6 separate regions of the Mus musculus genome follow, and all the other regions are linked to region 1. Evidence: chromatin loops called from intact Hi-C (ENCODE). Cell type or tissue: heart. All regions are shown on one strand. Links, peaks and the distances in the headings refer to the core of each region. The heading gives the core; the rest is flanking DNA.

What was found. Hi-C counts contacts between places; a loop is a spot of excess contacts. Peaks named below come from ENCODE experiments on the same cell type or tissue, not always from the same donor. Only the 100,000 strongest peaks of a DNase experiment are listed, where the experiment ranks them.
Region 2: it touches region 1 in a loop (2.6-fold over the local background); 9 of 42 quality-filtered maps call a loop at or near these places.
Region 3: a loop joins it to region 1, with 2.1 times the contacts of the local background. A loop is called at or near these places in 5 of 42 quality-filtered maps.
Region 4: a loop joins it to region 1, with 2.9 times the contacts of the local background. A loop is called at or near these places in 3 of 42 quality-filtered maps.
Region 5: it touches region 1 in a loop (4-fold over the local background); 10 of 42 quality-filtered maps call a loop at or near these places.
Region 6: a loop joins it to region 1, with 2.0 times the contacts of the local background. A loop is called at or near these places in 2 of 42 quality-filtered maps.

The regions. Positions count from the first base shown.
Region 1 is chr5:52,114,471-52,119,682 of GRCm38, forward strand. It overlaps a transcript of Ppargc1a not described here. Among named protein-coding and RNA genes, the nearest start is that of Gm40302, 13 kb to the right of the region's middle. In heart, for the core only: a CTCF peak has its summit at 1,737; DNase peaks (open chromatin) are centred at 411 and 1,591; H3K4me3 peaks cover 2,287 bases; H3K27ac peaks cover 992 bases; H3K27me3 peaks cover 245 bases.
Region 2 is chr5:52,238,415-52,243,732 of GRCm38, forward strand. No RefSeq gene overlaps it. Among named protein-coding and RNA genes, the nearest start is that of C130083M11Rik, 25 kb to the left of the region's middle. In heart, for the core only: a CTCF peak has its summit at 2,364; no DNase peak of the experiment used is centred there.
Region 3 is chr5:52,631,561-52,636,878 of GRCm38, forward strand. No RefSeq gene overlaps it. Among named protein-coding and RNA genes, the nearest start is that of Gm30178, 11 kb to the left of the region's middle. In heart, for the core only: a CTCF peak has its summit at 2,703 (motif pointing left); no DNase peak of the experiment used is centred there; H3K27ac peaks cover 185 bases.
Region 4 is chr5:52,819,375-52,824,692 of GRCm38, forward strand. It overlaps Zcchc4 (zinc finger, CCHC domain containing 4), which reads left to right. Exons shown (of 13, transcript NM_001308144.1): 13 at 4,244-5,291. The coding sequence ends at 4,313. Among named protein-coding and RNA genes, the nearest start is that of Anapc4, 12 kb to the right of the region's middle. In heart, for the core only: a CTCF peak has its summit at 2,538 (motif pointing left); no DNase peak of the experiment used is centred there.
Region 5 is chr5:52,521,717-52,527,034 of GRCm38, forward strand. No RefSeq gene overlaps it. Among named protein-coding and RNA genes, the nearest start is that of Lgi2, 42 kb to the right of the region's middle. In heart, for the core only: a CTCF peak has its summit at 2,716; no DNase peak of the experiment used is centred there.
Region 6 is chr5:52,187,943-52,193,260 of GRCm38, forward strand. It overlaps Dhx15 (DEAH (Asp-Glu-Ala-His) box polypeptide 15), which reads right to left and starts at 2,604. Exons shown (of 14, transcript NM_007839.3): 1 at 2,338-2,604. The coding sequence starts at 2,408. It overlaps 9230114K14Rik (RIKEN cDNA 9230114K14 gene), which reads left to right and starts at 2,739. Exons shown (of 4, transcript NR_015537.2): 1 at 2,739-2,995; 2 at 4,976-5,318. In heart, for the core only: a CTCF peak has its summit at 2,933; DNase peaks (open chromatin) are centred at 2,089 and 2,649; H3K4me3 peaks cover 2,707 bases; H3K27ac peaks cover 1,959 bases.

The DNA.
Region 1 (5,212 bases), core at 1-4,000:
AACAGTTATTTAATTAAAAGGAATTTTTTTCCCTCTAATTCTCGCTCTGGCTCCTGGAATAGCTTTGGCACCCCCCTTCCAGAACCTGAGCACAAGCCTGTCTCTCTCCAGGTAATCAGTGGCCGGAGGACACAGATCTCTTTCCACGCCCCCACTTCCCTCATCCACCTCCACCTTCCCCTGGCCCCTCAAGCCACACCGATCTACACACCTACAGGCCGGCAGCGGGGAACGTGCAGGACACGATGCAGCCGGACTGCATTGCACAGTCATCAAAGTTAAGTGTGTGTTTGTGGGGTGCTCGTGCGCGCCCGGGGAGGTGCGGGGTCGGGAGGAGTGGAGCCTCCACTCTGCTTACCACCACCCCCATTCCCGCGGGTCAGGGGACGCATCTACTTGAGGTTGCAGCCATTTTAGGGAAAGAGGTGGCTCCGGGCCCCAAGGGAGTGGAGGGAGGGACAACGCGTCGCGGGGGGTCTCACAGCTAGACAGCCCCGGGGCTCAACTGGAGGGCGGGCGAACGCCCGGCGCACAGGGGCGCGGCGCCCGCGGCGACTTGGTGAAGGTTGCGCTCGAGTTCCCTGCTTTTGCCTGGAGTTGTCCGGGGTAACGCGCCAGCTCCTGCCTCTTTCTCGGGTTCCCTTTGGGCTGGGAGGTTTGGGGGCAAGATAGGTGTCCATAGCAAAATGGGCACTGGAGGGACGCGACAGCCCCTGGAGCTGGCGCTATGTATGAGGGGTATAGAGAAGGGGGAACACCTCTGTCGCCGGTTGGCGTTGACCCAGACAGTGCGACCCACTTGGCCCCCCATCCTCCCCACCCCCTCCCGAGAGTCTGTCTACCCGCCTGGTGCCAAGTGAGCGAGCAGCGGGGGGCATGGGGAGACGCCGCCCGGCACTGAGCCACCCCTTACCTGGTTGGAAGGGGTTTCCCAGGAGGAGCCGTAGTTGTAAAAGAAGGAGGAGAGGAAGGTGTCTTCCGACAGCCCGCAGCCCGCCATGCTCTGGATGCAAATAAAACGAGGAAAGAAAAAAAAACAGGACACACACACACACAAAGCAACCAAAAATGTTTCCAAATCAAACGAAACCAATAAGGCAGCTGAAATTCTCTCGCAAATAAAGAAAAGGAGGGGGGGGAAGGGAATGGCCGAGGGGACGGGAACTCTCGGCGATGCTCCCTCTCCGGCTGAGCAGGGATGCTCGGGCTGCCGCCGCCGCCGCCGCCGCCGCTATCGCCGCCGCCGCTGCCGCCGCCGCCGCCGCCGCCGCTGCTGCCGCCTTCTCAAGACGGTACCTAGAGAGGTTCGTCCTGACTCCGGCAGCCGCCGCCGCCGCCGCCTGTGCCGGCTGCGTGTATGCGCGCGTGTGTGTGCGTGTGCGTGTGTGCGGTGTGTGCGCGCAGAGCGAGAGACCGCAGGGGAGGCGAGAGGGCGAGAGAACGAGCGAGCCGGGATGCAGGGCGCAGAGGCAGAGCAGGCGGGCGGGCGTGTGCGCGCGAGGCTGGGTGCGTGCGTGCGTGTGTGAGTGTATGTGTGTGAGCGCGCGCCCCCGTGTGCGCGCGCGCCTGGGTGTGCGTCTGTTTGGGGAGCTCACCGGAGAGCCGGGGCCATCACGTGGGCTCCCCGACTCCGCCGGCTGCCGGGGACAGCCTGTACTACAGCCCTGGCCACTAAATCAGCCCGCGCCACCAGACCTTTGCAGCCCCTGCGGCCGGACCAGACCTCCTGGTCCTCCCCTCCTGGATGTGCGCCCCCGAAACGGCAGGGGGCGCAGGTGCTGTCGCGGGCAGGTGGGTGGATGAGAAGAGGACCCGGCCAGGGGAGAGAGTATGCCTCAGAGACACACAACACCCTGTTACAACCTGAGCCTTCCTCCCACTCTGCTGGAAGATCTTTTTCATCTTAATTCCTAAAATTGACTTCCCATGCAGGGACTCTTCTCCCAGCCACGGGAAAATTGTGTTCACACAGTTGCTACGTCTCGATTTTCTTCCCGTCCGGAGCCACTAGTCCACCCCAACCCCAGCTGTGAGCACAGACAGACAGTCACACACACACACACACACACACACACACACACACATTCACGCGCGCGCGCGCGTGGACACACACACACACACACCGGTGGCTGCCTTCTCAACCATTCCAAATGCAAATCCACTTATTTGCCAGTTGCTGTAGTAGACAGGCGAAGTCAGTGCTACATCAAACTAGGCTAGGCAGAGAGGGCTGGAAAGTGGATTTAGGGGACAATACTGCCCCAGCAGGAAGAAAGGCTCTGGTCTGGTGTTCTGTTGATTTAACCGTTCAAAACGGAAAACGATTTTGTAGCTTCTGCCCTAAGAGTCAGGCTGCTCCGTCACAATTCTTTAAAGAGATATAGCCTCTCATGTCCATTATATGTTATAAAAATGTAAATGGATGTAATTTCCTCCCCTCCCCTAGCCAAGGTATTTCAAGACCAAATCTTTGTGTCCCAATAATTGAATAGCTGAAACTTTTTCCCACTGCAAGATATTCTTTCCTTACTTATCTTGACTCTTTATATAGATATTTATAGAAAGTAAAATTCCAACAAAAAAAAAAAGAGGCATATCTGTGTATGATGTTCTTCCGAGTACTTGATTCCTCTCAGGGAAACTTGCAAACCACCTCTTAGCAGTTCATATTGTTTTCTTTCTGAATCTCCTCTTTCTCAGGCCAGTTTTTTTTTCCAAGAGTTTGCACTTCCTCTTCTAAATTCCCCACGTGAGGCCCAACACCTCTGTGGAATAAACATTTCCACAGCAACCCAGTGATGTCACAAACCTTCGGCTCATGGTTGCAGAAGAGAAATAAAGCAGGAAGAAAAGATCTGTCTAGAAAGAAGTCTCTCTTTTTATTCGTCTCTCTTTTTATTTGCAAACAGAATGGCTCACCAGTTTCTGAGTTTGTATACTACGTGTCTGGCTAAATGCCTGTTTTCTTTTCTTTCTTCTCTCTCTCTCTCTCTCTAGAGATTGACTTATTACAAGATTGACTTTCTGAGCTATGTCTAATGACTTTTTTAAAAAGAAAAAAAATAGGTCAACATCCTATCTTCTGGGTCCATGAAGAATGACATTTCAAATCACTTTTCCCTAGATGTACTGACCATTTAAATTTTTAATAGGGAAGAAAAGGATTGGTGTTTTTCAAAAACAACAAACAAAACAGATGTTGGAAAGAGCATCATGAGATGAAATTTAACGTAGTAACTTCAGAACCAAGTAATGCTAACTGACCAAGCTTCGAAAATGCAACTATATTCTTTAAAGTACTGGGCCTATGGGAGTTCTATTCAGCTCTCCATGACTGATCTCATCCATGGTGACTAGAGGGCCTTCTCTACTTCCTGGGTATCCTGGCTGAGATGAAGACGGGACTCTTCATCCTGCTCCTGTTTCAATCTCAATGGTGAGGTGCCATCCTACACACATTAAATACAAAGGGGCTAGAGAATACAGTTGGGCACAAAGCCTTGACTTAATTTGGGTCCCTTACTTCCTGTTGTCCTTCCAGGCCAATGGGAGCTACTTCCGTGTCTGTTATCAGTCCGCCTACTTGTTGACTAGATGGATGTATTCATCCCAACATCTCTGGAAGGATTTATCTCCATTACACATAATGGAGAGACTGACTCAGTGATGTCCTGGGCCATGCAGCTAGGACGTGTAAGGAATGGAATGCAAGGCTGGTTAATGCATCTGCCTCCCCCACACAGGTGCAGCTGTGGGCATCTCTGCACCAGCTACATCACACGTGTATATTCACAAATGGAAATCCCACCCTCCCCTTTGTCCCCAGTTGATAACAAGTAGACATTCGTCCTGGGCTGGGGCAAGGGTTGCTTGGTTTGAGCTTTGTAATGCAGAATCTTACTCTGTATCCCCAGACCTGGAACTCACTATGCAGTGAGTACGCAACTCACAGTAATCCTCCTGCCTCAGCTTCGAGTGCTGGAATTTAACATATGAGCCACCATACCTGTATTTAATTTTGTTTCATAGATGAATAAACTAAGACTCAGTGGGAAATTCTTGCCTCCCCTCCTACCTACACACCTGGACCTTGACAAAAGACTTTTCAGCTCAATACTTCTCCTTCTTTGAAAGCTGGGCTCTCCCATTACTAAACCCACAGGAAAATACATATACGCAACCAGCAAACATGCCTAGGGCCTGCAGAGGCATCCAGAGAGAAGCAGGGAGGCCCAAGTGACAAGGACTTCCTTGGTACACTCGGGAACATCCGAACACATGAGGGTTGGTCTCTTATCATCAACATTTGACTCCCCTCAAATCTCTAGCACTTTTAATAGGGACACCCAAAAGAAGACCACCAGTAGTCAGTTTCTGGTAAACTGTCTCCTTTCTTTGTCCTACATGGTCCTCTCCTGGGGAAGCCCTGCCACCCTAAAGAATTCCTCCTTCCTCAGTAGGTTTCTCAACTGGCCCAAGCACAGTAATGTGGAGGTTCCGTTGCTAGTTCTCAGCAACATGAAAACAAACCACCCCCTCCACACACACTCTCTCAACCCCCCAGGGCCAAAACAGAAGGAGCTGGGCCCCTTGGGAAGCCCTGGGAGCAAGCAGCAAACTCATTGAGAAAGGATAGCTCCAGTCACCTTGCCAACTCTTCACTGTGCAAGAGACAGACATCTGAAGACAACAACCCACAGCAGCAAGCTTCTGGCTTCCAGATCCACTGTGGCTGATTCTCCCAAGACAGACCACAGAGCTCTTCAGTGTGCTTTCCTTTATCATAATGCCAAGTCACAACTTGTCACACTGAAAAATGCATGCTGTGTTGACATTCTGTGGTCCGGCTAATGAACCATCCTCCATTCACAAACACTTCCCACCCCCAAAGATGTAAGGTTAGCAATAACTTTGGAAATTGGGTAATAGTCCAGATGATGTCAGGGTGGGTTCCTTGTTTATAAATGAGTTGCATTAACACTCTCATTCCACTAGGGTGTCATTTAGTGACTGGCTGCTCAGCTCTGCAGATACAAGAGGCCAAATTCTTATAGATGTGGATATTAAAAAAACATAGTTTGGGCTAAAGCTGCAGATGGGAAGCAGATGTCGTGCATAGACAAAGTGGATCTCTTTTCTCAGTTTCTCTCTCTCTTGCTGAAATCAAAGTCTGCTGGCTTGTCTTCCATTTCTCCTCCTCCTCCTCCTCCTC
Region 2 (5,318 bases), core at 556-4,555, 120 kb after region 1:
CTTGGTGTTTCTGAGACTTGAATTTTGCCTTTTGCTTTTTAGTGGGACCCAAAGTTTTTCTTCCATCTCTTCGTATCATTGACATTAAATACCTAATTTTCTTGGGCCCACATTTTCTTGGACTCCAGCCAAGGGTGGCTCCTTCTCAACACTTCCTCTTGATAAATGCATGAAAAGAGTGCTCGCACCTTAAATGAGTACTGGGATTTTGCAAATGATCCATTTTGCTGTATACTCAGGTCTTTGTACCACCCCGGATGCTGTATGCTTCCTTGAAATGGTAGTCAGGGATCAAAACGGGGTGTTGAGAGGGGTGGAGTTTTGGCTTTCTATAAATCATAATATCACTGCAGTGAACAGAGGTCACTTCTTGGATGAAGTGACTTTGGTAGCCTGCCTTGAAATATGGTAGGAGACCACCAGTGTCAATCAAAAGGAAGAGCAGAACAGTGGAGTAGCAAAAGGATGTTCTCTCTTAATCTTCACTGGAGTCCATGACAATGTGGACAGCATAGTCAAGGATTTTTAAAACAGTCATTTTAAACGTATTTGTCGATCCATTCATACATGCATATACTGTATCTTTATCACACTCACCCCCAGTTCTCTTACATGGTTTCCACTCTCTCTGGTCCTCTTCCTCCTTCCATCAAGTTCCCCTTCTACTTCTACTGTACCCACCCTAAAGAAAAATAACTCCACCTCCCTTAACCGCCAATAGTTTCTCAAGATAGGGGTGGGACCCCATGTGCCCTCCAACATCCTGTTGGAAACGGGGACAGACAGATCCTATGTAAGTTTTATGCAGATAGTCATGGTTGCAGTTGGTTCATGAGTGCAATGGCCATGTTGTGTTCGAAGATGGCAGATCACAACATTCCTCATCTCTGGAGTTTTTTTTTTTTTTTTTTTTTTTTTTTTGAGCAAGTAGCAGACAGCATCTCATGTGGTCCAGGCTGGTGTGGCACTCACTATGTAGTCCAGGCTGGCTTCAAACTTATGATTCTCTTGCCACAGCCTCCTGAGTGCCGAACTCATATTCATTACTATCCCTATCTTTCTAGGTGATTTTGAATAAGTGGATTAGTGCCTTTCTGTCACTTCTTTGGGCACGATGTAAACTGTCCCAGCCTAGATGTGAGCAGAAGCTGGTGACTAGGACTGGGGTAGATTAGCTGGGCAGGGGACCTCAGAGACCCCTTTCTACCTAAAAGGTCTCTACTGCAAGCGAGAGACCCCAAAGCATACCCTGATGCTAGGTGGGGCTCAGGCGAGACTAGAAGCATCTGGCTGTCTAGGCATCCCCCTAGCAGGGCTACAACCCAGTAGCTATCCATGGTGACCTGACAGATAATGCCCCATGATAGACTGGCTTTCTCTGCCTTACTCCAGTGTCCTATGGAGCATTCTGTGTTCTCACAGTCTACACTTGTGTCTTTGCTCAATGTTTGATTCCAGGTACACACTGGCAGAGGAAGTGGGCCCAGATTCTTGCCCAGATAGTGGGTGGATGACAGTTTTGACTCGAGAGATATTTTAGTCTGAATTCTTCAACCTTTCCAACTCTTCTCTTTCCTTAGCCTTGGAGGTAATGAGAAAGGAGTCAACCCTCTAGAGCACTGGCTCTCAACCTTTCTGATGCCGAGACCCTTTAATACAGTTCCTTATATTGTGGTGACCCCCCCCCCACCATAACATTATCATTTTTCTACTTCATAACTCTAATTCTGCTACTGTCATAAACCATAATGTAAATATGTGTTTTCCTATGGTCTTGGCAACCCTGTTAAAGGGCCACGTGGCTCCCCACAGGCTGAGAACCATTGCCCTAGACCAACCTGATGCAAAGTGTTGTCAAAGAGACTCACTTCTGACCTTTAAGATGAGAGCAGAAGACCCTGGAGAGACTTCCCCTCACATATACTTGCCACTTGCTAGGAGAGATTTTGTCCTTTGTCCTCTTCACTCCCCCTCCCCTTTTTCCTTTCCTTTCCTTTCCTTTCCTTTCCTTTCCTTTCCTTTCCTTTCCTTTCCTTTCCTTTCCTTTCCTTTCCTTTCCTTTCCTTTCCTTCCTTCCTTCCTTCCTTCTCTCTCTCTCTCTCTCTCTTTCTTTCTTTCTTTCTTTCTTTGCTTGAAGCACAATCTCTTAGCTGGATGTGCAGCAGCCATCTTGAGATCATGAGGAGCAAACACCACATGCTGAAGACAGCAAAGTGTCAAGCCAGAGAAATGGAGATCTGAGGTGGCATTGCTCAGCCCTGCTTCAACCCTCTGCCACGTGGCTCCTAGAGAAAACTTAACCTCTGACTTTTCAACACTGTGGTCCGGTTTCTGTCATCCTCACAGTCACACACTGCCCCCTAGCTCTGGCCATTGGAATGTTGTCCAGGTGTCACCAGATTTTCTGTTTCCAAAAGAGTTTGGGAGCACAGGAAACTGAAGTACAATGGAGTGAGAGCAGCCACCTCCTCATCTCTTCCAGTTGTCCTTCCTCTTCCCCATCCATCAACACCAGCTACTAGCCTGCCTGTTATCCCCTCATCTTTCACCTCGGCACACAATTTTGCTTACTGTGCATACCTGGCCTTCCCGCCTGGAGGTTTTTTTCGACTGGCATTGTCAGTGCGTTGGAATTGCCTGAGAGTCTGTGACTCTGGAAATGGACCACAGGCAAAGACATGGAACCTAGAGGATAAATACCCAGCTGCCTGCTGTCAGAGAGTGAGCTCTATGGGGAGCTTTATACACCTGGCTGTCTAGGCATCCCCCTAGCAGGGCTGCAACCCAGTAGCTATCAATGGTGATCTGGCAGATAATGCCCCATGGTCGACTGGCTTTCCCTGCCTTACTCCACTGTCCTGTGGAGCATTCTGTGTTCACACAATCTACACTTGTGTCTTTGCTCAATGGTTGATTCTAGAGGAACTCAAATTAAGAAATATAGATGTTATATCTCCATGTCTGTCCTCTCCCACATATCTACGTTTATCATCTGTGTCCCTATGCATCATCTACTTATTTTAGTCATATGTCTCTGCTTATTTCTCTATATTGTGCATACTTATGGATGGATGTCATATATAAATGTATATCCATGTAGGTATATATCTAGGCTGTCTATGTACATATGTATATATGTAAGTAAACATGTGTACATATCCATGAATTTTACATAAAATTATAATATTCTGTATTTTTCTTTTTCCTCTATGTATCTTCATGTGCTGTAAAACCAGTTGTATTTTATGTCAATATTGTATTTCTTTGTATAGGAATATGGACATAAATAGTGACACTTTTCAGTTTTCCTTGTTTGTCAGTGTTGGAGAGGTAGCCCCACCCCCACCCCCACAGAGTATCATTCCTGTAAATGTGGTGGACAACCAACGTTTTCAGCTCCCCAAAGGTGAAGTTTTCATGTGAGACCCAACAGTGAGATGTTGGTGGGGGGCATTTCCTTTGCTCAAATCTCCTGCAGTTTAATTATAGGTATATGTTCTGAGAGCATGCCATGTGTCTGACAAAGAGCTACATATTTCCTTATATTCCTTATCCCTCCCACACTATAGTTTTATAATGAAGATAATTGTGATGGTTTGGATGATAATGGCCCCCATAGGCTCATATATTTGAATACCTGGTTCACAGTTGATAGAACTGTTTTAGAAGGAGTAGGAGGTGTGGCCTTATTGGAGAATGTGTGCCACCCAGTTGGCTCTCTCTGAGATGAGTTCCAGGATAGCTACATAAGTGAGATTCTGTCTGGGAAAAAAACTACCACCAACAACAAAATCAAAACCAAAACTCAAAAATGAACAAACAAAACCTAAAACTAAAACTTAAATTTTTAATAAAAGATTTAAAAATGCATAAAACAAACTTTTATTCCAGAAATCCTCAATAGGCACTTAAAACTGTTGCTGGATCTGCCATCGTCCCTCGATACCATGACTGGTGAGGGTGTGGGGTAGGGTGGACTATGTATGGCGATTATACAAAAATCTGCACTGACCCTGATACTCATCTGCAGAAATCCAGGCTGTCTAATTTGATGCACTCCATCTGGCAGCTTGAGAAGAAAAGGAAGGAGAAGAAACAGCAGCCATGTAGTAGGAATGTAATTTCTAAGCTAAGTTATGCAGTCATTTTGCTTCATGTAATCTGAGCCAAATTTAAACATGCCAACATCCCATCCTGCTGATTTTTCAAGTGCTATAGGCTACATCTGGTAGATGCTCATTGAATGTTCAATGATGGTGACGTAAATGTATTTACTAAAATACAGTATTGAAAATGCAAGCAGAACGATGCTGTGGTATCCTTTAGTTTGCATTCACACAAATTGGGGCTCTCTGAAATCTGTGGATTAAGATGTAAAAGAACATGACTATGTCTTTAAATATTCTAAGGATTATAATTACGGGGCTTTCAAGCCACTGAGTCTGTTTCCCTCTCATTAAATATAAGGAAACAGCTCAAGGTTAGTTTTAAAAATACATCAACAGAATTTAAAGATTTATTTTTATATTTTATTTATGTGTATATGTCTGTGTGAGTGTATGCCTGGGTGTGTGCATACCAGTTGAGATTAGAGCGTGTCGGGTCCTTTGTGGGTGGAGTGATGGGTGTTTTTGAGCCACCTGCTTCAGGTGCTAGGAACAGAACTCAGGTCCTCTGCACTTAAGCACTGAGCCATCTCTCCAGCCTCCTAAGGTGAGTCGATGAAAGAAGAGAAAGAGCCTTGAGAGCCCAAGACTCCCATAGGAGGCAAACAAAGGAGAGAAGCAGCACACAGGGCTCTGGAACACGAAGAAACAAGCATCCTTCTCCCTCCTCTCTTCCAATGAGCATCCTTCCTCCGTCTCTCTGCTGTGACTTCCGGGAGAGGCAGCGGGACTGTAACCTATAATGGCTAACCTAGTGTCTCTTTTCCTTCTCCCAAGAGTTTGCTTTGAGGATATGACTAAGGCTCATTAGGAAAAGGCTTGTAGGCTTCAAGCCTGTAGGAGAGAAATGCACCACTAATTACTTTTCTTATTGCTGTGACAAAATACCCAGCACACTCAACTTAAGGAAGGGAGTTTTGTTCCTGGATCACAGTTTGAGGGCACAGTCTGTCACGGTGAGCAAGGCATGGTAGCAGCCATGTGAGGTGGCTGATCACATTCTGTCTTCAGTGAGGAGGCAGAGAAAGATGGGTGCTGGTACTCTGCTTGCTGGCTCCCTTTGTTCAGTCTGGGACTCTAGACCATGGGATGCTACTGCTCACAATTAGGTGTGTCTTCCGACCTCAGTTAACCTTATCTAGAGACACCCCC
Region 3 (5,318 bases), core at 800-4,799, 520 kb after region 1:
ATATGAGGAAGTCAGGTGCAAGTCATAAGACTTGGCTGCAGTCTCGGGCGCCATCTTGGGACTACCGCCACACCTGCTCCCCACAAATAGACTGGAGAAAGTCCTTTCAGGCAGCTCAGTTGGTCAGTGCCCCTTCTGGTTCAGCTCAACTAGACCCTATCTCTTCCAGGTTGCTTGGCTAGTCTTTGCGATTGCGATCATTGCAGTCCACCCATGAGGGGCTAAGCATTCAAACATATGAGCAGGTGAAGGCCATTCTCATTTAAACCACCACAGGAAGTGACTTGAAGCAGTCTTTACTAATCTACTTTGAGGGAAACTAGTGAATCTGGTCAGTTTCAGGGACTTCCTGAAGCTATTTTTGGTGTTGTTTGCTTCCTATTTTACCAGAGCTTTCCTGCAGGATGGAGTGCTTCACTTTCCCCTCCTAGAATGTCGTGTTGTTTCACTTCCTTATAAATACCCTGTCCTAAAATAGCCTGTCATTTAACTTTCCCTTTATATCCTGTCTTAAGAAGTTTCCCTCCACAATGGAAGGTTTTTTAACGTTAGAGGAAACTGCTATAACGAGACTTCTTTCAGCATCAATGTCTAAAGTTTCACTGGGATGTCCTGGGTTCCTTCATCTCTAGATTGTGACTCTCTCAGATGGTTACAGCAGGGTGGCCTCAAATCTGCCACCACCACATCTTCAGACAATACTGCCCCAAAGCACCAGATCTTAACCCTGAATTCCAATATTTCTAAGAGAAACTCCAAGGCCAGAGTCAGCCTGAGACCAGGGCTCACTACTCACGGTATGAAAGGGGTTTGTGCCCATTGGGAATCACAGTAAAAACTCGTTAGCCTCTAGTAATGCTGGGATACAAGGTAGAAGTGGGTACCTTCAAGAGGAGCTGTTGCCTGGGAGTGTACTCTTTAGAGGTCTCTAGACCTGGGTGAGTGAACACAAATGCAAGCTACATGCTGCGTCTCTTGTACATGCTTTTCATCCTGGATAGAAGTGCCAAGTGATGCTGGTGCTATGCTTATTCTTAAGATATCCCCATCTTTAGTACTGGACCAAACTATTTCTAATGAATTACCCAGTCTTGGCTATTTCTTTATAGCAAGAGAAAACAGGATAGCACAGCCTCTACCCAACATCTCTGCAAAATTAAGGTGGTACTTGAAGCCCAGCCCACCACAGGTCACAAGATGTCAGGAGATGCCAGTGTGGGAGGCACCTTTATAATTGGAAAAGAAAGAAGCCAGTCGGAAGAGGTGAGGTGAGCGAGTGCTGCCCTGCTCTGTATGATATGTCAGTAAAACAGACTGTGGCAGAGGAGACTGTCAACGAGACAGGACAGAGAACCACCTAGGAGACAACCTTCTAAACATGACTATGAGGAAGTTTCGAGGTTAGGTTGAGATGGGAAGACCCTTCCTAATACATTCCATGGGCTGTGGGCCCCAAACGGAAGGAAAAGAAACAGCTAGCTAGCTGCATTAGTTACTTCCCTGTAGCTGTTACAAAACACCATGACCAGGGCGATTTATAGAAGGAAGAGTTTATTTGGGCTTCTAGTGCCACAGGGATAGAGTCCATGATGGCAGAGCAAAGGCCTGAAGCGGGGGAGGGGGTTGGGGTGGGGGTGGGAGCTCACTTCTGGCACCACAAGCAAAGGACAAACTAGAAATAGTACAAGTCTTTATGCTCTCAAAACCCATACCCAAGGACACACTTTTCCCTAGCAAGGTCACAGTCCTAAACCTATCTGAACTGTGCCACCAACTGGGGACCAACTGAACAGTGCCACCAATGGGGGACCAAGTATCCAAGCACTCTAGACAAAGGGAAACATCCCATTTAAACAACAGAGGGTGAGCGCCGGCACTCACCTCCATTCTCCCTCCACTAAGCACTGCTTCATCAACGCTGACTCTTGGGATCAATGTCCCAACCCAGAAGTGACCTGGAGTGTGTTCTCAACCTTGGCTCTCTTTCAGGGGATGGGCTTCCTCCCTCAGGTGATTTTTTAAATTTCTTAAAGCAGAGCTGGATTTATTAAGATATTTTAATACAGATTCAAGTATCAGGTTAACAGAGAGAGGGGTGCTGAGCAGGGAGTGAGGGGAGTATAAAACACCCCCCCCCAAGTATGGGTGTGGGTTTCTCAATGGAGACTTACTCCTGGGGTGACCTTAAGGGACTAGGAAGGGTCTCTGACTCGTCACCCTGCTCTTTCTGCTCAGATTCACAACATGTCATTCTGTTGTTTCAAACCTGGTGAAGGTGACTTCCAGAGTTAGCTTTGATGTCATAGCTTCTAGCGACAGTGGGGAGAATAGAACTGCTGAGATCCCACAAAATGGAGTGAAGGAGCGAACCACAAGAAGGCAGCAATCTGAGGAACAGGTGGGAGTGGGAGGTGGCAGCTGGTGTAGAGGGCGCTGCCATGCTTGAAGATGTTCGAGATGTGAAGCACACCCCACGTCCCCAGGTGTGTTTGGGGTGGGATCAGTTTGCAAGGAGTTAGGGGGAGGTATCTCCAAAACTTACAAGTCACATGTCATGGGGACAGGTTTGGATCCTGTGAGGGGGAAGTCACAGATGCTGCTGTGAACTCCCCTCCTCACAGGGGAGGCTGCGGTGGCACCTTCCCTCCTTGATATGTATGTAGTCTGAAGGACAGCGACAGAGGTGCTCTGCTCCCCTCCCCCACGCGCCCCCTGCTGGCATCACGGATGTCTGACACTCTGCTGATCTTTTAAAAGTGAAACAGACAAAGCTGTGTGCCCAATTGGATGTTTCTCCCCACCATCTGCGTGGCAATACAAGTTCAGGTTGTAATGGCATCCACTCTCCGTCAGTATTAGGGAACCATTTAAACATCCAGAGCCATTCACTGATTATAAACACAGTGGGAAAAAAAAAAAAAAAACAAAAAGAAAGCAGCAAGTGGCATGTGTCCCCACACCTGCTGCCTCCCTGCGTCAGTCAATTTCATGCCTAGGAAGCTCCGGACTCTGTGGGGATGCTCTATGCGCAGTGTGGTTGGTTATGAGTTCTACTTTATTTCCCTTTTTCTCCCCCGTAGGGACTGGCGCGGAAACCAACTTGGCCCCAAAACCCAGTGGCTGCAAATAGATGGAAATAAACAGAAAATAGACAATGATCATAAATGCACACCAAAAATGCTGATTTCCCAGTGTTAAAAGGTCCATTTGCTTTGCATTAGTAAATAAAAGCGGGCACATTTTCCACTGGGCTTCAACAACAGCAGAAGTCATTGTTCAAAAGGCTTCTGTCCTGTCCCCTTCCCCCCTCCCAGGGTATCCGGTCCCCTAGGAAGAGGTGAGTCTCCAGGCAAGTGGACGGTGATGGCATCGAGTGGGGACAGCAGAAGCTGAAGAACACATAGAAGGATGCAGTTCACAGGAAAGGAAAGGCCAAGGCCAGAAAGGTGTTCTGGGTTTCTGCGCCCTCTCAGGCCCCAGACATGACCCATGAGTAGCCCCAGCCTTCAGGACCAGCCTCTGTTCGAACCTCTCACATAGGCAGCTTTGAAGAGTTCTCTACATCTGGTTTCTTACCTGGGGAATTCCAGGAGGCTCACAGATACCCAAGGATCCTGAATTTTGTCCAGGCAAACTCTTCCAAAGGGAGGTTCTGATTGTGTTTGCTTCTGCTCTTATTCTTCCTCGCTCTGTGCATGTGTAGCTGGTGCATGTAGAAGTCAGAAGACAACTGTTGGGATCATTCCGACCTACCAGTCCACTTCCTTTGACATGGGGGTATCCCACTGCACCGGGGACTCAGCAAGTGGACTATAGTGGCTAGCCAGCAAGCCTCAGGGAGCCTCCTGTCTCTGGCTTCCCAGTGCTGGGTTACAAGCACGTGCTTCCACACTCAGCGTTTCCTGTGGATCCTAGAGACTGAACTCCAGTACTCTGGCTTCCGTCCCATAGGTCAGGTTATGAGCAAGTTGTTTGAAGAGAGTGGAGAATATCATCAGCTTTGGTCTGATCAGAAGCTACAAGCTCCTCTCTCTCTCTCTCTCTCTCTCTCTCTCTCTCTCTCTCTCTCTCTCTCTCGCTCTCTCTCTCTCTCTCCTATCTCTCTATTTGACCAGGAGACATCAGGAAGGGTTCTTTCCGCAGGCCAGCCCACTCCCTCCTCTCATGTTTCCCAGGCATAGCTTTTTGCCTCTCTTCCCCTCTGAACAACTAACTGTTAAGATATAGAGGTTCCACTGCCCGTGAAGCCTGACATAGCGCCATTCACCTTCCACACATTTCAGAACAAAGGTTATCTCTGTAGCTAGGACAACTGCTACCACACAACCCTACAGAGATCCTATTAGAACTGACATTGGAAGTCTACGATTATCCAAGAGCTTGGGGTCCAAGTTCATGGACCTGAACAGAATGGGGTGCAGAATGAATTCAAGTTTAGCCTGGGCAACTTAGCAGACCCTGTCTCAAAATCACAAGAGGGCTGGGGGGGGGGGGATATCTCAGTAATCGAGCATGTATTAAGTGCACACAAGACCTTAGGTTCAGCCTCTGGGGGTGGGGGCCCAGTATTCCCTCACCTGGGGGCCATGTCTGATTGGGTCTGAGCCCCACCCACAAATATCTCCAATGTACTCTGCAACCAGAGGTGTGGTTAGTGAGACCAGTGAAACAAGGTGGAACTTGGTAGGCGTCAATTACACAGGCAGGAAGTGCGGCTGGGCACTTGGAGCAGCAGGCACTAGATGGCTTTCTGGGAGATTTTGAAAGTTTCTATGCTAAAGTTTGGCTTTTTTTTTTTTAAGCCTATTCTTCAGGAACATCTGATAAACTCTCCCCAACTAAGACGTCCTTAACTGATAAGAATAAGCAGTTATCTGTTTCCGGAGGCATCTGTGTTTTTAACAGCACCAAAAGGAAAAAAAAAAAAAAAAGCCTTAAGACAAAGAAGAAAATCCATCGGTAGGAGGCAAGAAGCAGGAGGAAGGGCAGCTCCGAGACCGAGGCTCATCTCCCATAGCTGCAGTCTCGGTTTTTATTGCGATAGATAGGATGTGATAAATACCAAGCCAACACAGCTGCACTGCATAAAGCCCATTTCCGATGCTATTTCATTAAAGATCTTTTCCATTTTTGGTGTGTTGTGTTACCAACCATTCAGTGATAGCTCCTATCAGACCAGGGGCTACATATCCATCCTCCCTCCCCCAGCCACTTCCCACACATAAAATTTCACTGGATGTTTATCTCAGTCCCGGGAGGTCTTGTTATCCTTTCAGATGAGTCAAAAGTTAGCTTTCGGAAGGTCAGGTCGCTTAGTG
Region 4 (5,318 bases), core at 640-4,639, 710 kb after region 1:
CTAAATCGTTCCTCTCACCATTACGTGTGATTTCCGAGGATTGCAGGGCGGGCACCACGGCAAGCAGAGAGTGTGTGCATCAGGGAGTCCTGCCTTGACAGCTTTCACACAGGACAGCCAGGATTGGGGAGTGGGGGCGAGTGGGCACCTCTACATCCCCCATGCTTCCTAGACTCTGCGGGCTGGTCGGATGCAGACACCTGCTGGCGCGAGGAGATAGCGAAGGCATTCCTGGTGGAAGGAGCATGCCGTTTTATAGCAGCAAAGCAGAAATTCCAAAGCAGAAAAGGGCTGAATTTGTTGCCTTATAACTGGAAGCGTCACAGGTTAATGTGGGATTCAAACGCTGCCCCTAGAACTCTGAGCCAAATTAAAATGAGCTGAGCGAACCAGCCATAAGATTTGAAGTACACCTTATTTATGTTAGTACTAGTTAGTTCTGTAAATTCTGTCAGCATTTACACATGCTTTTTTACTTAAATATTTAAAATGTTATTCTTTTTCATGATGGTTTTCACATCTCCTACACTAACATTTTTCATTGATAACGCACAGTAAAACTCAGAGTAAACTGAGTCCCGTGATTATAGCAATTTTAGGAAAAAGGACCAACTGGGCTAATGGAAGAGAGCAGCCCAGCAGCCCCCTTTAACTGTGTGTGGGTGACCTGCCTGCATGGATGTCTGGGCATCCTGAGTGCCTGATGTCTGAGGAGCTCACAAAGGGCTATCGGATCCCCTGGAACTGGAGCTACAGACAGTTTCGAGCTTTCATGAAGGTGCTGGCAGTGAACCTGGGTCCTCTGGAAGATCAACCCGGCCTCTAAACCACTGACATCTCTCTAGCCCCTGAACACACCTTTTTTAAAAAAATGTTAGGGATCATGTCTTCTTGTTTCAGTGATTTAAATTATAAAACAAAAATAGAACCTTGGTATTACACACTACCTACAGATTACTAAATAGCTAAATTTAACATTATGTGAAAATTGAGATTATGGTAAACAATTTCCTAATCATCTTATTTTGTGATGAAATGAACAGCTACTACGAGAGGTTTTTGAAGCTTCAGCTGCTATGATGGTATTATAGGTATTGTCTGCCTTATTTATCTGTTTGTTTAAATCCAGTAGGACATTTTCCATTAAGGACCAGCTCTTGAGCTATGTTTCCTATTTAGACTGAGTTTTTGGTTTTGTTTTTCATAAATTTACTTTGTAATTATTTCTACTGAGTAGTTCAAGGTAGAAGAATAAATTTTAAAAATTAATTAAATGCATTTTATAATTTTCCCCTTAGAAGCCTCCAATAACAAAACACAGCCCATCTACCTATTGGTCTAGGATGGTTGCATCATTTACAGTGCAATTTTGAGTACAGTCAGGAGTTAACATGCTCAGCCTTTAATTCTGTGAATTAATGTATATGAAAATTGAATCTCCTGCTGGCTTTTCGAGACAGGGTTTCTCTGTGTAGCCCTGGCTGTCCTGGAACTCACTCTGTAGACCAGGCTGGTCTCGAACTCAGAAATCCACCTGCTTCTGCCTCCCAAATGCTGGGATTAAAAGCGTGCACCACCACGCCCAGCTGAAAATTGAATCTTCATATTGGTGTGAGTTTTGGTTTTAAGACAGTTTTGCTCTGTGGCTCAGGCTGGCCTGGAAATTGAGTTTCCCCACACGCTGGGCTCACAGGCCTGTGCTGCCACACTGGAGTGGTGTTTACTAATGGACTATAGGCTCTCTCAATAAGCTCTGTGTATGTTTGCTGTTGAAAAAAGCAAGTCTAGCTTGGTGTTGTGGTGCCTGCCTTAAATCCCAGCACCGGGGAAGCAGTGGTGGGCAGAGTTCCTGGTTAGCCAGGGCTATGGTGTCGTGACGCCCTGCTAGAACTTTTTTTTAAGCTAGTCTTTTGTTGGAGTGTTAGTGACATTCTGTTTCAGGGGTGGGGAGCAGAGACTGACTTCCAGTATTGGATTTTGTCAACTTTAAGAGCAAATCCTTTGTGGTACAGTCTGCCTACAATCCTCAGGTAGTGTTGCCTTCTTCAGCCAGAGGACTCTCCTTTTCTCAGTTACTCCTCTCTAAAACAAACAAACAAACAAACCCCAAAATAACTCCCAGAAACACACACATCTGCATAATGAAATTGACAAAAATATTTTAAGAAATTTATTTTTTTTTATTTTATATGTATGAGTGCTTTGCCTGTACCTATCATGTATGTGATCATGTCCCTGCCTGATGTCTGCAGAGGCCAGAAGATGCCCTGGAACTAGAGTCACAGATAGTCACAGTTGCCACATGGGTGCTGGGAATCAGGCCCAGGCTCTCTGCAAGAGCATCAACCTCTCCAGCCCTGAAAAAAAAAAGCCCCTTCTTTATAAATGGCAGTACTTTAAAGATATTTGAGCATACCGTGGCGTGCCATATCCTTCAGTCCTAGCATTTTACAGCTGTCTTTTGTAGTTTGTTTTTCCATGGTTAATTTTTCCCTCAGATGTGAACTGGAATGGTGCTGGCTCCCTCTTGTGGTGAAGCTCATTCTGTCAGTTATATAAATCCGAAGGGTAGAGGACAAATACTAGGTCAGTGTAATTTTAAGGCAAACTAAAATGAGTAATTTTACTCAGCCAGAGTACCCCAGTTCACACTTTGCTCTTGAAGGCTTTGTTTATATACATTACAATGGAATGCTTCTTAGATTCTTTCCTTCTGCTTATTCCCTAGTGAAATCTGGTTTATTTTCAATCCTGCTTATGAATAGATGAACCAAAGAGAAATTTAAAATTTCTCAACAAGGCTTCATTGACTTTTCTATTAGAGATTATACTTTACTCCATTAGAGTTTCTAAATCCTTACTTACCAAGAAGCTTTCCTACTTTAAGGAAATGACTGGTTGAGAGAGGAGGTTTCTGTAACACACAAACAATATAAAGTGACTTTTATTTTGAGCTGGTGGGTATTCTTAGTCCATAGCACAAAATATGGAAGATATAAATCATTAGAGTTCTGCTGAGTGGCCAAGTAAAACTTCAACTAACTGGTGTTCATGGATGGTCCTGCAGGGCTGCCGTTTTACTAGTTGGGTAGTTATTATCAGATGAGGCGGAACACAGACTCTAGAGTCAGGCCCTGCCACTCTCTACTTGGGTGAATTTAGGACTTCAGAGCCTCGAGGTTTTTTTACCTGAAAAAAAAAAAAAAACCCAAAAAGCAGAGAAACATTTACCTAGTGTAGTTTCCTAGTTCCTTGAATTTCAAGGCCATGCCCGCTCTTGTGTATTTCAGCACCCAATACAACCTATGCTAAAGGAACAGAAAGAGTCTGCTGTTCACCGTGGCCTTTCCCAGGTGTCTTCCTGGAGGATCAAGAAGTGAGGGCCTAGCTTAGTTTGGCTCACAGGAGCCATGGCTTCTGACTCTCAACAACTAATGCTGCTTGGTAGTCAGAGCCTTTGCCAGCTATGCCCAGGGGCACAGTGTGTGCACCAGCACAGTCCTCGATAGGGCAAGTGGCATGGTTCTGCTAGTGTGGAGAAGTGAGTAAGTAGTCAGGACTCTCGCCATCACGGGCAGCAGCATCTTGGTGGTGAGAGCAGCAGAGCAGAGGATCTGTTCTGTCCGCCGTGGCAGGTTGCAGCGGGGCCTGACTGTTCCAGCCTGTTCCTTTAGAACAGCTTGCTTTCAGGAAGCTTGGGACACAGAAGTCAGGCATCCCTTGAGGTGCTAGCTGGCACTTTTACACCTGCGAGGGGAAGGGAGATTAGCTTCGAGGCTTTAGGAAAGGGCCTCTGCAATGTGGTCAGTTTTCCTTTACTTGTTGTGCAGTTTCATTTCTCTGCCCCTGCTGACTGCCGCATGTATTAATCCCTTTCTTAAAAAAAAAAAATGTAATTCAGGGACTTGGAAATGGAAGTGCTGAGTTGAGCAGTATAAATGTAGCAAAGAGACAAGCCCATTGGGGTGGCTGCTCACTCGTGTGGCGTGTCTGTCCCGAATAGCTTGTTCTAAATGTAGTAACCATCTTTTAAAGAAATGTCTTCGGAAATGTCTTTTGTGTGATCAGGCCCATCTCTTTCCTTGTTGTCATGGTTAGGACACTGGGGATTTATGCTAGCCCCACAGTAAATTCTTTCATGTCTTCTATTTTCCTATTTGGATAGCCAGTTAATTAAACTTCAGCATAATTACATAATTCACTGTGCTCATTCCATAAAATAATTTAGCACCTTGCTTTTCAGAGCTGTCAGAAAGCAGAAGCAAAGAAAACGTAATAAGATAAGAAGGGAGGCACTAAAGGACAATCCATGAATCACACATCTGCTCCAAGAAGAAGGAAGAGGAGGGAAGGGGCCATCAATATCCTCACTCCTAAATGTCCAGTGACTTGAGAATAAGCAAGATTTATAGTCCAACCTTTGATGCCATTTTCTCCGCGTGCCACATGGACTTAAATCCAGCTGCTTTCAAAGGTGTGCCCCTTCCTAAGCCTGGTAATGGGCAGGTGGCATTTGCTGGCTATGTCCCTTCAGCTGCCTCTGCAGACCGGGGAGCCTTCTGTAGGCAGCAGGTTGCCTGGCTCTCTCTCCACGCTTTTCCACCCTTTAACGCCTCACCAGTGTTTATTTTGGCCTCTTTTGACTGAGAAACTGACGGATGTTCAGTACCTGTTTACTTCGATACCGGATAGAAATGCAAATGAAAGTCTACCGCTTACCTGCTTACCTCGTGTGCGTTGAGCTTTTGTTTCACTTTAGGTATGAAACTCTTGTTAAATGACCAAGTCATACATTAAAGCACATCTGGTCCATAGCCCATCGGCCACATGTGCCCCAGGATAGCTATGAATGTGGCCAATCATAAGCACACTTAATACATTGTGAGGCTTTTTGTGAGATTTTGGTCATGACTTGTTCTCACAGACCTTGAGTAGGAACATTGTAGATGATGTCGTGTTGCAGTGTCAAAAGTTGGGCACAGCCGGCCAGTGGTGGCGCACGCCTTTAATCCCAGCACTTGGGTGGAAGAGGCAGGTCGATTTCTGAGTTTGAGGTCAGCCTGGTCTACAGAGTGAGTTCCAGGACAGCCAGGACTACACAGAGAAACCCTGTCTCGTAAAAACAAAAACAAAACAAAAAAAAGTTGGACGCACTAAGACTCTTTTAACAAAAAGTATCATACATAATATTTATGGATTGGATCTAGAGATGGTGGGGGAAATTGTTATTGAAACGCTGTAAAGATAAAAGGATTGTAATTGTTTTATTATTAAATCTTTATTTTTCAGTACTTTTTTCAGTTGTTATTCCTTTTTTT
Region 5 (5,318 bases), core at 556-4,555, 410 kb after region 1:
TGTGAGCCAATTCGCTGCGAGGGTCTGTATCCTCACACTGTGAGCCAATCCGCTGCGAGGGCCTGTATCCTCACACTGTCCTTTAGATCACCTTTGTCAAATGTTCAGTCCTAATGAAAGAGAAGTAAGTTACTAATATATATATATTCTCTGTTTTAATGGACAAAGGGAAATCCTCTGGTTCTAAAAGGAAGTATGTAATTCTAAAAGAAAGTATCTTTCTATGTGCAGCCATCCCAGACATGCTCTCCTAAGTAGCCAAGATGGCTATGAGGTTCTGGGCACCTTGAGGTAAGCTGACCCAGAGGAGGATCGGGGCCAGCTCTGCCTTTTTAACCCCATAGATTATGTGACTCCTTTGCTTGTTCATCCATCTCCTCTAGGTTGGAGTTTGGCCTTGTGCTTGTGCTTGTGCTGTCTAAGGAACCTTGCAGGTCGGTCTGGACAGTGTTCCAATCTTCCCACCTTTCCTGGATGCCCGCTTCCTTGTTCTGGCCTCTCTGCCGCTGTTAGATCAGCCATCTACAGTGGGGATATTATTATAATAGCTTTTGCACGCCTGTTGGGCACTCGAACCGGGGCACACCATGGTCCCAGAAGTAGAGGGGTACCTAGAATAGCAGAAGGAGGTAAGGTGGGTGGGTTAGGGAATCGCTGAGGACAGGAGAGGCAGCTAAACAGATTCCCTACAGACCTCATTCCTAAGAAGGGACAGTCTGTGTTGCTGCTCTCTGACTGTCCCCCATTTGGAATGCCTGCTGCTTCAGATACCACAGATGTTCGAAGAATCATCCTAAAAGCTTGGAGCTTAAAATCAGGATTATCTGATTTTTTTCCCCATGTTTCTGTTGGCCCAAAATTTCAGGAAGGTGCACAGCCGGGTGACCAGGTGGAGGCTGGAGCTGCAAGAGGGGAAGACTGGTGTGGCCAGGCTGGGGCATCTCTTGTCTCATTGGAGGTAGTGGGTTTCTCCAGAGATCTCCCTGCTTGGCCTGGCCTGGCCCTCCTCGAAGCACGGAGTCCTCAGGACTGTGTCACTCTCCGCATAGACGCCAAGACTGCCAAGAGCATGTGGACATTCTTAGGGATACCCCAGGAGTCTTACCTTCCTAGCTTCTGCAGTGTGCCTAACCCTTTAACGTTTGTGGTGCATCTAATCTTCTAAAGTCTACACTGAGTACAAGGCTTACACTGTTCATGATCTCTACTGTCTACACTGTGTGTAAGCCCTTAATGCCTACCCAGAAAGCATGAGGCAGTGTCATGCTTAGTCACAACATTGTGGCATTTGTCACACCACATCCTGACCCAGCACGGCTTTAGTGATGCAGCAACTTCAGATGTCACAGAACCACTTCTGTATCACTGTGTGGGTGACAAGTGAGCCATAGGCCCACCCATACTTGAATATTGGGAAGGAACGTATTGTCAGGATTGGACAGAAGCACCCAGCCTGCGACATCGGCAGAATTGAATTTTAATGTGTGAGGTCCATATTTAAAAATGGAGCTGGCTCTCTTTATCCACATCATCATAATTTGCACTGCAAGTCTCCTGTTCTTCATGGGGAAACCATGTGAGCTTTTCTCAATGGTGTCTTCCCCCTTGATAGAGTCCCTGTGATGGTTTGTATATGCTTGGCCCAGGGAGTGGCACTATTTAGAGGTGTGGCCTTGTTGAAGTAGATGTGTACTGTGGGTGTGAACTTTAAAACCCTACTCCTAGCTGCCTGGAAGCCAGACATCCACTAAGAGCCTTCAGATGAAGATGTAGAACTCTCAGCTCTGCCTGCACCATGCCTGCCTGGATGCTGCTATGCTCCTGTCTTGATGATAATGGACTGAACCTCTGAACCTGTGAGTCATCCCTAGTTAAATGTTATCCTTTATAAGACTTGCCTTGGTCATAGTGTCTGTTCACAGCAGTAAAGCCCTAACTAAGGCAGTCCCCAAGTCACACAGTGGCAGGACCTACTGTGAAGCAGGCTGTTTCAAACATGCCTCCCATACCACACAATCATTGGTAGGAATGTGATAGGCTCAGATCTGAGCCTGGAGGACACCCACTGAAGTCTCTAGATTCTTGTGTCCCAAGGACAATGAATTGTACCAAGGATCCATTCTGAGTGATGGAACTAGACTCCATTACTGAAACAGGACGTGCTCTGAGGATGGGAGAGGGCTCTGAGCTGGGACTGAGCATTGCCTCCAAAAGCACTGGGCCACCATATACCTTTATAGTCATTTACACAATACATCTCCCACATCTGTACCAGGGGCTTTTCTTACAGATGTATGTAGCCCAGATGGGGAAGGGTTTTTAGTCTTTTCTTGCCCACTAGCTTCTTTTAGGTTAATTTTGCTGTTTCTCCAGTCCGTACTCATTTGCTGCAGAAACAGCTGTGTATGCCTGTGAGTTTCCTTCCTGCCTGGCCCTTCCCACTCTCACCTGGTTTCACTGGGCATCAGCGAGTGTGTTTCTCAGCCTCTTGTGAAGCGACCTCTGACACAGGTGTATCCAGCCATTTCTCAGGGCTACACCTCCTCTAAGAAGCCCTTCCCTGGTCCTGCACTGTTCCTGAGACCCAATAGAGCAGCCCACTAGCTATACCAGATCTGCTGCCCTCAGTGAGGAAGGACCTTGAGAACATTTAGGCTAAGCAGACTGAGATGGGGCTCGCTCAGTTGTCTTCTGCAATACCCCCACCTAGTGGATCTGCTGGAATGAGTCTCCAAAGGGGATAAGGATTCCCAGTTGCCCCAGGGAAGAGAAGGAAAGGTTTTAGCCAAAGAAGGAGGCCAGCGGGCAGCTGGAGTCTATGAGCAGCTTTCCCTGACCTCTTTAGCAAGAGACTTGACAGCAGCTCCCTGTCAATGAGACACAGATTCTAGATCCCCTTGGTTGTAGTACCACACTGAAGCTTGGCTGTCTCTTTTACAAAGGCATAGGGCACTCGTGGGATGGTGCAGAGAAAGTGGGACCGCCACCCAGAAGATGGGGGTGAACAGGGAGGGAGGCAGGGAGAACAGAGAGCATCTGGCTGAGGTTCTGGGTGTTCGACGTGTGCTTGGAGGTCAGGGTAGGACCAACAGGGATGCAGAGCCCCGGACACACTATCTCATGCATCCCAGGGGAAGCCTCCTCCTTCAGCCCACCCCCTGCCCCCACCCCAACACACATACAGAGAGAGAGAGAGAGAGTATCCAGGGGGAAATTCCAGTGAGCTCTTACAACATGTCCTCAAGAGAGGTGGCCCCAGCTGTCAGATGCAGAAGGTCTGACTCCATGGAGCTCAGAATGTATATACCTGTCCTTGTTAGGTGAGGTGACCTGCAGGGACTGAGAGGACTGGGGGGGAGGGGCCTTCAGGGGCAACAGCTGCTACAGGAATGTCCTTGAAATGGGGGTAGTGGCTGCCTTCCAGAGCATTGGATGCCACAGGAGCCCTCCCTAGTGTGCAGCACCACTGCAGGGCCGTCCATCCGTTATAGCAGGGAGATCTTCGAGCTGGATGATTAGATTAAGAAAATGGCGATCTTCATGTTTCGCACAAGGAAACCGAGGCACCTGCCCAAGATCACTCAGAGCTTAGACAGAACCAACTTGACCCTAGTGGTCCTGAGTCTGAGGTTAAACCAAGACAGGGCAAAGGACAACCAGATCCAGAAAGTTCTACACATGTATTTAATCCATTTTCTACTGCTCCAAGGACTCTGGAGAAGTCCTGGAAAAGCTGGGAGAGGGAGGGAATCTGGAAGACAATGAGCTAGTGGGACTCGTTAAAATAGTGGGTTAGTTTGGGGCTTGGGGCTTACTCTCAGATTACTGGAGTGGAACAAGTATGGTTTACTGCTGCTTAGTGTTGTAGGCTACATAGAGAAACATTAGCACAGGCCTGACTTGGTATACCAGTAGTTACAGAACACAAGAGACTGGGGCAGGAGAACTGAAAGAGCTTGGGAGCAGCCTGGGCTACCTAAGAAAACACTGTCTCAAATAAACAAGAAAGCAAGCAAGCATGCCAACCAGGGAAAATGAAGAAGCTGCATTTCCGGCACACGGAGTTGGCTTATGGCCTGATCACTGCTTAGCCTAGTCTACCTGAGGCACGACTTGGTTTGAACTTGAGAGTCAGGCAGTTCCAGGTTGGAGTGCAGCTGAGCTGTTTGTTAAATGTTGGGGCTTCATTTTCTTCACATAAAAGTCTGTAGGAGGACTGGAGAGGTGACTCAGCAGTTAAGAGCACTAACTGCTCTTCCAGAGACCCTGAGTTCCAGTCCCAGCAACCACGTGGTGGCTCACAACCATCGGTAATGAGATCCGATGCCCTCTTCTGGCATGTGTCTGAAGATAGCTATAATATACTCATATAAATAAAAAATAAATTCTAAAAAATAAAGTCAGTAGAAGAAGTGCATGTCAGGAAGAACAGAGAAAAGCAAGCATCTTTCATAATGAATGGCCAGAGAGTGAATAGTGAAGGCTTAAAGTTCACAGAGCCTCCAATGCAGCTGTTCCACCGTGCTAACAGGACAGAAAATGGCAGCAGATAATACTTAGTATGCTTGATGTGCCAATAAAACTTTATTTGCAAAAGTGGGCAGACAGATTTGCCCCGCCACATCCCTTGCTGGTTGTGTTACAGAGTTTCTAAAAAAAAAAAAAAAAAAAAAAAAAAAAAAAAATCACCCCTTAGCTAAAGCAAAAGTGTCTCTCTCTCCTCTTTGAAGGTCTGGAGAAAACCATGCTTTCTCCACCTTCTGTCCCTTAGGGACCAGGCTTGCTCCCACAGTCCTCCGGGATATCCCAACAGCTGCAAGGCTGAGCAAGCAGAAGCTGCAGTAGAAGACAAGAGATGGCGGGTTTGCAGAAGTGGCGGCTCCCAAATGAGACACACAGAAGAGGCATAGAGAAGGGTGAATGCTTGAAGGCCATTGTTCGGGGTCTCGCTTCTACTCTGTGAGTGATGGGAAGTGGTACCTTTTGCCCTGAACCACCTGTGCTTCACTCTCCACAGGACCCCTCAGACCCTGGGTGGAGAACAGACTGCAGTGATGGAAGCCAGGCAGGCAGCTGGGACCCACAAGACAGCCAGGGCAGAGACCCAAGATAGCCAGCAGTGACTTGAGAAGAAGCAGGCAGATTCTGGAGTGATTTTTAAATGCGCTTTTTTTTTCCTGCTCAGAAGGTTCATGATTTTGCTCAGCTTATCAAAAAAATTACAAAGCGCTTGACAGTCACATTTAGGATATGACCAAAACCCTCTGGAAACATTTCATCTCTGAGTGCCATTGTACAAACAGCTGCACACACGCGTG
Region 6 (5,318 bases), core at 894-4,893, 74 kb after region 1:
CACCAATGAGCAAGACAAGAGACAACTACTGTACTACACAGCCAATGGGACCCAAATCCCAAGAGCTCACTGATATTACATTTTGTATTTAGGAATAAGTATGGACTCCAAAGATGGAAATAATGATTTGTAGTAGCTTACTGCTTTTTTCTTTATACATTTATGTGTGAAAATTTCTTGCCCTTTGCATCTTATCATCTTATTATTTAATTTCAGCTACCACGGGATTGTAGTGAAACACATAATTACAAATTCTTATCAGGAATATTAAGAACCATTAGGATAAAAATGTCCTTCCCAGATTTCTTGGGAGCTGGTGAGATGGCTCAGACTGAAAAACTGGGTTGACCCCTGAGGCCATCATGGTCAAGAGGAGGTAACTGACTCCGTGGTTTCTTCTCCTGGCCGCCCCTCCACCCCCACCCCCACCCACACGTGCTGGAATGGAGACAGCAAGGTCTGGTGACAGCTGGGGTGACAAAATGAACAAGCCTATGCTGTCAAATACACTAAACAAGAGCAAAGAGGGGGAGGGAGGGAAGCAAAGAGTCCCTGGCAGTCAAAAGTGCCTTCAAATCAAGTAAGGAAAAAAAAAAAAATACCAAGCACAAATACTGTATTGCTAAAGAAAACCAGTTCTATAAGAAAAGGTACTCAAAAAACTTAGGAAACTGCAAAAACTGCCTTGCAGAATCTCTAGAAATCAAGGACTCTCCTGTACTTAGTGACAAATATGAAATATTCAGAGGAAACATGAAGCTACCCGCGATATACGCAAAGTCCATTTTGCCAATGTTGTATGTTTTGCAAGAGAAATGACCATAATCACTGTAATGTGGAGCCCCAATTGCAATAAAAGCATTGAGTCGTGAACATACACACAAAAAAACTCTGCTTGCACAAACTCAGTGTTCATCCCAATGTGACCTCTATAAGGAGAGAAATTAGTTGCATCTTAGCCAAATGTGACATTAACTTTAACTTCACAGAAGTTCCCCACTTTATCAATCCAATATAAATGCCATTTATGACAGGTTGTGATGCCTAACTACAGTACTAAGTTTCCTGTTGAGAAAAGGAGAATTCTACATACCACTATAATCTATGGAAAAAGCTCACTGCAACTTTGCTCTCCCTTGGAGAATATTCATGAGCTGTTTCTACCTAAGAACTGATGGAGCTCAATTACTAACATTTGGAATGTTTGCTTGAGAGAACAGCTGTCTTGGGATGTTTTATTATTACAATGCTTAGTGTTATAAGCTTTAAAAAAAAAAACCTACACAATCAAAACATAACAAACCTGCTTTCCGTATTCAATATTTCAACCTAAGGAGAGCGACAGAACGCATCCTATCCTGACCTATTCTCACACTGGTAGTTAGAAATCAATCCCAAAGGACTTTCCGTTAACAAAAACTCAAGAGACCACACATCTGACTTGACAGCGAGTCGGTGTCACAAGACATAAGAAAATGATAAAATCCTACAACTGTTTTGGACATTTGGACTTCCGTGGATATATTTTTTAATTAACCCAACAGATCCCTGTACTGCCGAAGCATAAACATACAACTAATTAAAATGGGAGGGTAGGAATATAAACAAAAGTACATTTTAAGTATGAACTGTGAAAGAAAAGACTGGAAAATGATAATACAACTGCTTACTTGCTAAATGCCCTGTCTTTGCGAAAAGTCTAAGAAAAGGAACTAAAATGCCAGACCAGGAATCGGTGTAAGCCTTTCTCAATCTGCACGTGGGTGTTGTTTGTTCAAACACGCTTAAGATCACTTTTTTGAAAAGTGCGTCCAAAGTGGGGAGGAGATAGAAATAACTTCCAGAGCGGAGGGGGAAATACGTGTTTTCACAGGCCTACCCCAGTGATGCTACTTAAAAGCAAAGCCGGCTTTTAAGCAAAGCAGGAAATAAAGGAGATGGCGGGAGGGCAGGCAGAGGGCGGAAGTTGGCAACGGCCTCTCCTGAAGTGCCTCAATGGAAGAAGGCCCTTCGTCTCCCGCCAAACAGTGCGCCCCGAGGTCGGCTCGCCTCTATCCTCCCCCAAAACAGACAGCGCCCGCCGCCGCCCACGGGGGCAGTGCCCTTGGCCATCCGGTTCCGGCTGCGGGCCTCACGCGAGCACCGAGGCCTCGCGGCCCGCTCCGCACGCCCGCCGTTCCGCGGCCTCGTGGCCGCCACAGGCCGCTCGCCCCGGCCGCACACACTCGGCACGCGCCCCAGCCGGCCGACGGCAGACAAAGGCTCGGCAGCCGGGCCTGCTCCCCGCCACCATCCAACAAAGCCCGAGCCGCGACTGCGCGCCCCGGCCTGGCTTACCCATCGGTCCCCGCACGCTTCTTGCCGGAGGGGTAATCCTCCCCCAGGTCCAACCGATGCCTCTTGGACATCCTCGCACTCCCAGAAGCGGACGCTTAGGAAGGAGGGAAGAAGAGAGACTCCGGCAGCCGGATCCACGCACAAGAGGCCCGCGGCTCAACTCGCGGGGACCCCCACCCCTCCCGCCACCACAGCCCGCTCCGTGCGGCCCGAACCAGGAGCTAAAATGGCGGCCGCGACGAGGGCAGGGCCTGCGTGCGCGCCTCCGCGGCGGGCGTGCCGGCGTGGTGCGCGCGCACGCCGTCCGGAGGCGGGAACTCCCGTCCCGCCCGCTGTGCGATTGGCTGAAATGGCTCTGAGTTCCCGCGGGCTCCTCCCTTTCCCCTCGCGTCTCTCTGAGAGCTGATCTGAGCTGCTGCTAAGGACCGAAACGCGCCTCAAGCTGTCACTTGCCGCCTGGAGTTCGTTGGGAAAGTTGAAAAAGCCTAGTCCTGTTTAGGAAATCTATCCAGCTGTGTATATACTTTTTGCTTTTAGGGTATGAAGCTCAGGAAGGATAAGAAAAACAAGATCACACAGCTGGCAAGTGGCAAAGCAGGACACAATTTATAACTCCAGAACGAGAATTTGCAGTTGTTGCGCCAGATGCCCTGTAGCGGTGAGAAAAAATGTTAACTTTAATTACTGTGACTCGTTTTGTCCATTCACCCCAGAACAGATAACATCTATTTGTTCAAGGTATAGGTGTTTTGTATAGGGTTCAGAAAATTGGAGGTAATCGCACTGGGCACTGTATTTTGCCTCCAATCCTCTGCCCTAATCTTGCTCCGTTTGTGTGTATATGAGTGCATATTAGGCACTCAGAGACATTAGCCCTATCTCTGTCCTCGTTTGGTTTGGTTTGGTTTGGTTTTTTGAGACAGGGTTTCTCTGTGTGGCTCTGGCTGTCCACAAACAAGCTCTGTAGAAGAGGCTAGCCTGGAATTCAGAGGTTAGGCTGTCTCTGCCTCCCAGTGCTGGGACTAAAGGCGTGCCCCAGCATGCCTAGTTGCTGTGCTCCTTAGTAGAGTGAACCCTGAAAGACATTTTATAGACATGGTTACCTGGACTGAAGGAAATCAACAAATAGCTCATCCATTAAGACTCCACTGTAATGGCAAGTTGTTGAGGCAAGGTGACACTTAAGAGGTTGTGTATCTTTCTCCCTTCAGCCATTGTGCATACTCAATTACATTCATTTCCAGAAGTGTGGGCGAAAGAGGTCTAAGGATCAGCCCAAATACAGGGTATCACTTCATGTCAAGACTCTCCTTTGCTGCTCCTTGGCTCTAGTCCCTCGAAAATTCTCAGAAGGATAATCTCTAAGATTAAATACAACAGAAACACAACAGATGATATTGTAACTTTCACAATATCCAACACAACTGTCTAAATGTACATTGACAACCTGTTAGGCTAGATATGGTAGTGAGTACCTTTAATCCCAGCACTCCTGAGGGCAGAGCCAAGCAGATTTCTATGAGTTCAGAGTCAGTTTGTTTTACGTAGTGAGTTCCAGGACAGCCAGAACTATATAGTGACTCTCTCTGTCTTTCTCCCTCCCTCACTCCTTCCCTCTCCCCCCTCCTCCCCCCCCCCCCACATGCACTCGAGCGCACACACACACACACACACACACACACACGAGCCACTGAAAAGTCCTGTGAGCATCTTTCAGGTACCTACATTACTGAAGAATTCCACCCCTGTCAGTTGTATTCCTTGTTATAGTTCCTAGACAGGAGGGTCCTCTTGAAGTTCTTGTGCAGAGTCTTGAGCCTTGTAAACCCCCATGATCATCCTCTTCCCTCCAAAATGTGTATTAATGGGTCATTCCTGTGATGAGCTCATGCAAGTTACCTCTCCGATATAGGCTAATGAGGATGTGATGGTTTTTATATGCTTGGCTTGGGGAGTGGTTTAGAAGGTGTGGCCCTGTTGGAGTCGGTGTGTCACTGTGGGTGTGGGTGTTAAGACCCTCATCCCAGCTGCCTGAAAGCCAGTAGTCTGCTAGCAGCCTTCAAATGAGGATATAGAACTCTTAGCTCCTCTTGCCCCATGCCTGCCTGGATGCTGCCATGTTCCCGCCTTGATGATAATTGACTGAACCTCTGAACCTGTAAGCCAGCCCCAGTTAAATGTTGTCCTTATAAGAGTTGCCTTGGTCAGGGTGTCTGTTCACAGCAGTAAAATCCTAAGACATGGTCCAAACTAGAGGAGATAACTACTACTCTATACTGTTATTACTTAATTGCATTAGTCAGGGTCCTATATATGGGAATGAAAATACATATGTATGTATACACACACACATGGGAATTTATTAAAGTGAATTATAGATCATGTTCTAGCTAGTCACTGTCATCCAACAGAAATGCCAAGAATCCGGTACTTGTTCCGTCCATGAGGCTGAATGTCTCAGCTGATCTTTGGTCTATGTGTGTATGTGGTGGGGGGGGGTGGGGGGGTGGGGGGGTTAATCCCAAAAGATAGGTTCTAAAACCCAGGAAGGAATACCCTGGCAGCAGGACAGATGAACTGGCCAGTGAACGTGAAGACAAGCAGGAAAAGAACAAAGCCTTCGTTCTTCTTTTTATAGGGGCTGCCACCAAGAAGGTGGAAGAACACCTTTAATTCCAGCACTCAGGACACAGAAGCAGGTGGGTGGATGTCAGTTCCAGGCCCTCCTGGTCTACTTAGTGAGTTCTGGGATGGCCAGAACTACATCATGAGACCTGTCTCAGAAAAAAAGAAAGAAAAAGAAAATGCTCACAGGTACACCCAGCTGCTTGGCTTTGAATTGATTTCAGATACAGTCAAGTTGACATCAAGACTATCCACCAACCAATCTTTAATTTATTCATTCAATGGATATTTTTAAGTCTATGTCTGGCATTAAGTTAAGTGCTAGAGAACCCGGGGAAAAACCAAAAACCAAAAAA